2 separate regions of the Mus musculus genome follow, and region 1 is linked to region 2. Evidence: chromatin contacts called from ENCODE Hi-C or POLR2A ChIA-PET data. All regions are on one chromosome and are shown on one strand. The core of a region is the stretch at or near the end of the contact, and the rest is flanking DNA. Distances in the headings are between cores, read along the strand shown. Region 1 holds the start of Ino80e (INO80 complex subunit E). Region 2 holds the start of Tbx6 (T-box 6).

Region 1 (3,624 bases), core at 226-2,725, 81 kb after region 2:
TTCATTTTGCCAGCCTGTGTCAAGCACAGTACCTAGAACACAGTGGATAAGGAAATACTTGAAAATCCAGAGGCGTGGTGTGTTCTTTGGAGGCAGAGGCAGGCGGATTTCTGAGGCTAGCCTCAGGCTAGCCTGGTCTACAAAAGGACTACACAGAGAAACCTTGTCCAATGGGGTGAAAAAAGACAAAACAGGAAGAAGGTGACAGAAGGCAGCAACTAGGCTTAAGAACCATTGGAGGGGCCTGCATCAGCTTCCGGACCCTAGGAGGGTGGACCTAGGAACACGTGTTTCAAGGGCCAGTATCTCATATCTTCCTAAAAGTGGTCATGACTTTGCTCACCAGAGGAGTCTTCATCCACGTTCTCATACTGCAGAAGTCGATCTAGAAGGAAACTGAGACAAGTGGGAAGGAGGGTGGGTATCCCCATTTTGGTGGTCTTGAGCCCTACCTAGTCCCTCCTAGGAGACCCACTGGATCCTCCTAAGACTGCATGCATTTGGGATCCTGTTCCGGGACGGCGTAAGAACGGATTCCCTGGGAGTTAACAGTGCCCTCGTGCCCACAAGATGCCTTACCTCTTGTCTCGGGAAACCTTCAGCAATTTCCTTTGCGCCTTTCTGAGCTCCTCCTGGAAGCACTCGTGCTCCTGCGGCGGACAGGGCGGGTGCTGAGCCAAGAGCAATCCATAAAAGACCCAGAACCCGGAGACATCTCTCCCTACTCACCCCCTTTACCACATGGGTAAACTGAGGTCCTCTCCGAGTTAGGCCTCACACTCCACAACCGCCCCACGCTGGCACTCACGTAAATGAGGAACTTGAGCTTCCGCTTCAGATTCCTGTATTTCTTTTTGTAGTCCACTTCGCCGTCCGCTGGTCCGTTCATGACCCGCCAGGGAGAAACGCCCCGGAGTAGAGTCCCGCTACCCAAGTCCGCCCGGCCTCTCACACCTCCACTTCCGGAGACTTTGCAACGCCGTATGAAACGGACTACAACTCCCAGCGTCCTCCGCGCGCGGGGAGCGTAATCACACCGCCCGCCCTCCTGGGGGAAGACCCGAAAGGAACGCTGCTTCCAGTGGCTTCGCGGTGAGCTGAGGTCACAGAGGAGCTGGACACTGGGGGGGCACAATTATTGATTGTAAACTGTTTATAAAGATTTGGAACCAAAAGAATATAACCAGAAATTCAGTATGTTAGCGAGAATACCGTCTCCCTTCTGCCTTTCGAAACAAGCGACCTAATTTGTTAATCCCGACCACAGGGATTGATTGAACTGATTACGTTATAAAGACTGCCGGCGCCGAACCGGCTTCTAGCGAAAATTTTAACACGTAGTTTTAGCAAAGAGTCGAAACCTCGCTCAAGACCCACCAGCTGCTCAGGAAAAAGCAAGGTCGGCCAAAGTTTTCCGTCTCAGTGCTCCACATCGGAGGCTCAACGGTCCCATTCCTCACGAAGCCGCCGCACTGCGCGTGCGCAAACTACTGTCGCTCGGGAAACCAGCCTTGAAGAAAAAAAGGCGGGAGCAACCAATCCCTGGTGACGCAAAATGGCGCCGGGAGATGAGATGCGAAAATTCACTCGCAGCTTCTTTCGAGCTTGCCCGGACCTCAGGTGCATAGAGTCTGGGTATTAGAGTCTGGGTTGTGAAGGGGAGGGGTTAGGCTGGAACTCTGTCATGACACGTGTCTCTGTAGCTCGGTTACGCACGCCATCGTGCGACAGAAATTTTTGATTCACGTGGGTCGGGATCATCTTGAACCTGAAGAGAAGCAGGCGTTGAAGCGGCTGGTGGAGGAGGAGCTGCCGAAAATGCAGGTGTGGGTCTAACCCTGGGCCAGCAGAGACAGGGTTTGTTGCTGAGGGGTTGGGGCAGGGCATCTTGGTTCGGTTTGCCCTCATGCTGCACCCACAGGCGGATGCTGGTACCAGGGAAGGAAAGCCAGACTTTATCAAAGTGAAGAGGTCTCCTGCTCCCTGCAGTGACCCAAAGAAGAAAAGGTTCCGCTTTAATTCAGAGTCAGGTTAGTGCCTTCTTCCCTGTTTATCTGTCTGTGACTCCAGCATCATTGGTTTCTTCAAAAGGCGAGGCGCATGTATTAATTGCAAGGCTGGGGCTTGGGGGACAGTGAGTCAGGAACCAGCTGGGGCCACAGCTGTGGTGCTTCTTGCTGCCCTTCACTCTTAACCAGAGTAGATCTAGAAGCATCCTATTCTAGATGGAAGGAGAGGGAGGAATCCATCCAGTCCCATCCCCATGTTTCAGAATCCAGCTCTTCACCATCCAGTCCAGATGGCTCAGGACCCTCAACAAAGAACAGGACAACCAAGAAGACATGTCTAAGAAGAGCCTTAAAGAAAGCAGTTGAGAGCACAGATGAAGACCACCAAACAGACCTGGATGCAAAGATGGGATTGGAGGAGAGCAGTGAGGGGGAAGCAGAGGGCTCTGTTAGATCAGGTAAGGTCACCGAGGAAGAGGAGGACATGAAACAAGAACAGAAGGGCCAGGTTAGAAAGCAAGCTGGGGCCAAAGACAAGCAAGTACCACTCAAGGCAGACAGGAAGCAGGTTAGGGAAGAGAGTGGGAGCAGTGAGGAGGAGGCTGTGCTGCAGAGAGCAAAGGTGGAGGGAAGCACAGGTGCTAACTGCCAGGAGGAGAGTGAAGAGAGCGGAGAGGAGAGCCCAGCTAAGAAGAAAGAGCTTAGTGAGCCCAGATCCAGAAGTAACAGAGCAGAGAGAACAGCCAGGGAGAGAAAGAGCTATAAGCAGAAAAGCAGGCCTGGGAGGCCAACTGGAGGCTTGCGAGACAGCGAGGCAGAGAAGGAAGGGGGCACAGTGGGCAGTGGGGACAGCAGTGAGGAGGGGGAGGCAGAGAAGGAAGGAGGCACAGTGGGCAGTGGGGACAGCAGTGAGAAGGGGGAGGCAGAGAAGGAAGAGGGCACAGTGGGTAGTGGGGACAGCAGTGAGGAGGGAGAAGAGCACTCGGTGAAGAGAAAGAGCAAGGTCAGGACCCAGACCGAGAGTGGGAGGAGGCAGAACACAAGCAGCAGGGATGACAGTAACAGCACACAGGAGCAAGCAGCTGCTCAAGGCACTACAAAGTCAGGCAGCCTAGGCAGCAGTAATGGTGACAGTGACACAGAGAGGGAAGTGAGTGACTCCCAGGCAGGACAAAACACCAAAGAGGAGAGGAAGAGCCGCTCTTCCAACAAGAGCTCCAAGAACGGCCAGGCCCGAAGTTGTTCATCTTCATCAGATTCGAGTCCAGAACCCACAGGTCAGAAGGGCAAGGCCCGAAGTTCCTCATCTTCATCAGATTCAGGTCCAGAACCCACAGGTCGGAAGGTGAGAGGACACACCAGGTGGGTGGGATCCACTCAGGAAAAGGGACTTCAGCTGCAAACTCCTTATTAGGCTGCCTCTCGCTGTGGAGAGGACCACCCAGCTGTGGCTAGACTAAAGCGTTACATTCGAGCCTGTGGTGCCCACCGAAACTACAAGAAGCTGCTGGGCTCCTGCAGCTCCCACAAGGCGCGCCTGAGTGTCCTCAGGGCTGAGCTGGAAGCACTGGGCATGAAGGGTGAGAGGGGTGTGCCTGAGATCTACAGGAGGGCC
Region 2 (3,701 bases), core at 757-3,256:
AACAAAACAAAAAAAGAGCAAGCAGATACTGTGGGTTTATAAATGGGTAGATATAGGGCAGAGAAAGCAGGCTGGGGCAAAATGAAGTGAGTATATATATAGTTATCATTTAGTTGTAAGTTTTATTGTTTTTTTTTTTTTTTTAATGTGGTGCTTGTATTGAATCCAGGCCCTCCCACAAGATAAACATCCCCAACTCCTAAAGTTGTTTATATTAAGCTCTCTGCTATCTAAACAAAACTACCTTAGGTTGAAATGGCCCTTAGGCCACCAGTTTGTAATCCTTGGACCTTGAAATCTTGTAGGGGCTTCCAAATCCTCCCTGTTGGAGCTGTCATTGATTTTCAGAACTACCCGTGCTTCAGAGTTCTCTCTCTTCCCAGTGAGGAAAAGTGGTGTCTGGGCAGGCAGCTGAGCTTCTCTGGGCCACAGGGTTTTTTGTTTTTTGTTTTTCATATATAAACCAAGACCAATGGTATTCATTCCCAAAACCCCATTGCCTAGTGGTAAAAGTATTGTCTGTGCCTGGCAGCCCTTTCTCTCCTTCCAGGAGCAAGCCTTTGAGAGCAGCCAGAAGTACAAAGAGGGGAAATACATCATTGAACTCAACCACATGATCAAAGACAACGGCTGGGACTGACCTAGCTCCTGCCGCATGTGGCTTCAGCCTGGCCTGGCCGCCAGGGGGAGCCACTGGTTTCGCTCCTCCTGAAGGGAGCTCTGGACCCTCAGGGCCCCCACAGGGGAAGGACCCAGCTCCTGTACATACATTTTATTGCATGCACTGTGACCTTGGGGGGAGACAAAGAGGGGGATTGTACCCCCACCCCCTGCACCTCCCTGCGATCTGGCTGGCTTGGATCTCATTTTTTAACCCCTTCCTGTCTTGCCTGTCCCATAGATAAGGCCTGTGTGCTGCTCTCATGGCCCTGGTGCACCACCTTTCTGTGAATCTCTCCCACTGGATCCCTCTTACCTGCAACGTGTCTGTTCTCGTTCTGTAGCATTTGTAAATAATAAAACAATGGAATGGAGACAGCCCCTGGCTCACATGGAATACAGAGAGGGGACCTGGAATCCAAGTTCCTTCCCTATAGATGGGTTCCATTCAGAGCCCTCAGCAGGGGGAATGGAGTAGGAACAGTAGACCAAACTAATCTTGCTCCTGACATCTTGCCTATGTTAGTCCTGGCTTTCGTTCCTCGGGGGCAAGCGTCAGAGAAGACCACCAATTCTCTGGCTTTGCCGCCCCAGTCTGAACTACAATTCCCAGGGATCCCAGCACAGGTTGCCTGTGGCCTTTACGTGCGACTGGCGCGGTGCCTACTGGGAAGTGTAGTTGAAATGTTCTCGGCGTGAGACCTTGCGCTTTTTGCACGAGATACCATAGATGTGTAACTGTGCACGCCCCTCAACTTTTGAGACTTGGAGGCTTTTCAGACTATAAACCAGGGAGGACTCTAGGCTTTAGTCCTCTGCCTCGGTCTCTTGAAGATGCCCAGTGTCTGGCGTATCAGCTCAGACATCAACCCTGCACTTGTCCTCGCGTTCACTTCGCAAGGCTAGTCCTCCAAGTGAAAAAAAGGGAGGGGGTCACCTTCCAGAAAGTCTGGGGCTTTAGGGTCTAACCCGGGATCCTAGGCTCGGTGCCAGGATCCAGATCCCACCCCTGCCCCCTAGCCGGTCTGCCCCCACCGTGGGAACGGAGACCAGCTGGCCGGAAGCGCCAAACTGCGTCCCTGTCTTAGCCCTAGGGATCAATCAGACCGAGGAGTTAATTATGTAATGAGGGGGTAGGGGGTCGGGACTAGTGAAGCTGCGAGGGAGAGGGGAGGGTACCCAGGTATCCGGCCTCCTCTTGGACCCCTTCTAGGCCCCAGGGGTCTCCATTCCAGCCCACCTCCAGGGCCCCAAGGAGGGGAGGGGCTGTGATCTCTGGTTTGGAAGGGGCTGTGCTGTGAGCTATAAAGGGGGCATCCCTTAGACCCCGGATTCTAGCAACGGGACACAAGGCCAGAAGAAACTACAACATGTACCATCCACGAGAGTTGTACCCCTCCCTGGGGACTGGCTACCGTCTGGGACACCCCCAGCCTGGGGCAGACTCCACCTTCCCACCTGCCCTGACAGAGGGTTACCGCTACCCTGGTGAGCGGTTGGATTGGCTCTGGGTAAGGGGCAGGAAACTGGGAATATGTGGCCCTCCCCTGGATCCTCATTCTTCCCACATCTCCAGATTTGGATACTTCTAAACTGGATTGCTTCCTCTCTGGGATCGAGGCAGCTCCCCACACTCTGGCTGCAGCCGCTCCTTTGCCCCTTCTCCCATCTGCTCTGGGCCCCGAGACAGCACCGCCACCCCCAGAGGCCCTTCACTCGCTTCCTGGGGTCAGCCTGAGCTTGGAGAACCAGGAACTGTGGAAGGAATTCAGCGCTGTGGGGACAGAGATGATCATCACCAAGGCTGGCAGGTGAGGGACGGCCAAGTCAGCTTTTAGAAAAGAGAATTCCTGGGACAGAGCTAGGGTTAGGGGCCCCTTCAGGGCTAGGACAACCCAGACAGCAGAATCTAACTATGGCCTGACACTGTGACCCTGGACTAACAGGAGTTACACTGTGTCGAGGTTTAAGGATCAGGCTGGCGAGTTTGTGACTGGGTTTAGGAGCCATTCTATCAAGGGTCAGAAAGGTCAGCCTGGCTGGGTTGTAGATTGGCATGTGGCCTAACTCAGAAGCAGACAGCCTATGAGAAGGGTCAAGGACCAGTCAGTGACCAGTGTGGGAGAATCTGTCCAGGATCAGGGGCCGTGTGTGACTAAGTCCCAGCTCACCCTGAAGGAAGGTGATTGCCTACCGTGTGAGCTCTGGCAAGGTCTCTAAGGCCTGAACCCCAGGCTAAATCCTGTCCCCAGGGCCCAGCACCTATTATTTCTGAAGAAAGTTAGTCTTTGCTGCCACAGAGGTCAGTGCTGCACCAAGGTGGGGAGCAAGAGGCTCCTAAGGCTTCAGGAAGAAAATAGTTACCACTGTTTCTGCAAAGAGAGTTACAGGGGGCAGGGGGCAGGAGCCTGGACAGGATGTGGCAAGGGCTCGGAGACAGAATTGTACCATGTTGTAACTAGGATGGAGAGAGTGAAGGGGCAGGTGGGGAGATTAACCTGCTCCGGCCTGTCAGAACCCCTAACCTGTCTGTCCCCTTTGCCCATCTGTACAATGGCTCTTAGACTCTGCTGGAGAACCTAGTTACACCTCTCTGGCTTTACCGTGCCAAAACTGAGGTGCCTATTGCTAGTTCCTTCACTGATGCTGGGCTCACAGCTGTTAGAGGGTAGCTCCAGGCCTCTCCTCCTTCCCCTTTCCCTGCGCAGGCGCATGTTCCCTGCTTGCCGAGTATCAGTCACTGGCCTGGACCCAGAGGCCCGCTACTTGTTTCTTCTGGATGTGGTTCCAGTGGATGGGGCCCGATACCGCTGGCAGGGCCAGCACTGGGAGCCAAGTGGCAAGGCTGAACCCCGCCTACCCGACCGTGTCTACATTCACCCTGACTCTCCTGCCACTGGTGCCCACTGGATGCGGCAGCCCGTATCCTTCCATCGTGTTAAGCTCACCAACAGCACACTGGACCCCCATGGCCACGTGAGGCCCAGGCTGGGACTCCTTGGTGGGGTGTTAGGGTGGTAATGGGAGGAAGGTGACGGCTG

What was found. Hi-C counts contacts between places; a loop is a spot of excess contacts on that map. ChIA-PET counts read pairs that join two places held with the same protein, here RNA polymerase II (POLR2A).
Region 1: a loop to region 2 is called in a map of heart, with 2.1 times the contacts of the local background. The contact joins the promoter of Ino80e here to the promoter of Tbx6 in region 2. A Hi-C loop is called at or near these places in 1 of 37 maps with a recorded cell type or tissue (heart). POLR2A ChIA-PET finds 5 or more read pairs at or near these places in 4 of 5 experiments (Patski and embryonic stem cell).

What each region holds. Positions count from the first base shown.
Region 1 is chr7:126,860,897-126,864,520 of GRCm38, forward strand. Ino80e (INO80 complex subunit E) reads right to left here and starts at 1,476. Exons shown (of 8, transcript NM_001370765.1): 1 at 1,378-1,476; 2 at 809-1,121; 3 at 580-650; 4 at 344-396. The coding sequence starts at 1,433. It overlaps Hirip3 (HIRA interacting protein 3), which reads left to right and starts at 1,076. Exons shown (of 7, transcript NM_172746.3): 1 at 1,076-1,620; 2 at 1,704-1,824; 3 at 1,922-2,030; 4 at 2,273-3,354; 5 at 3,424-3,589. The coding sequence starts at 1,556.
Region 2 is chr7:126,779,477-126,783,177 of GRCm38, forward strand. It overlaps Tbx6 (T-box 6), which reads left to right and starts at 2,007. Exons shown (of 8, transcript NM_011538.2): 1 at 2,007-2,148; 2 at 2,237-2,471; 3 at 3,369-3,636. The coding sequence starts at 2,031. It overlaps Ypel3 (yippee like 3), which reads left to right. Exons shown (of 5, transcript NM_025347.3): 5 at 551-1,034. The coding sequence ends at 640.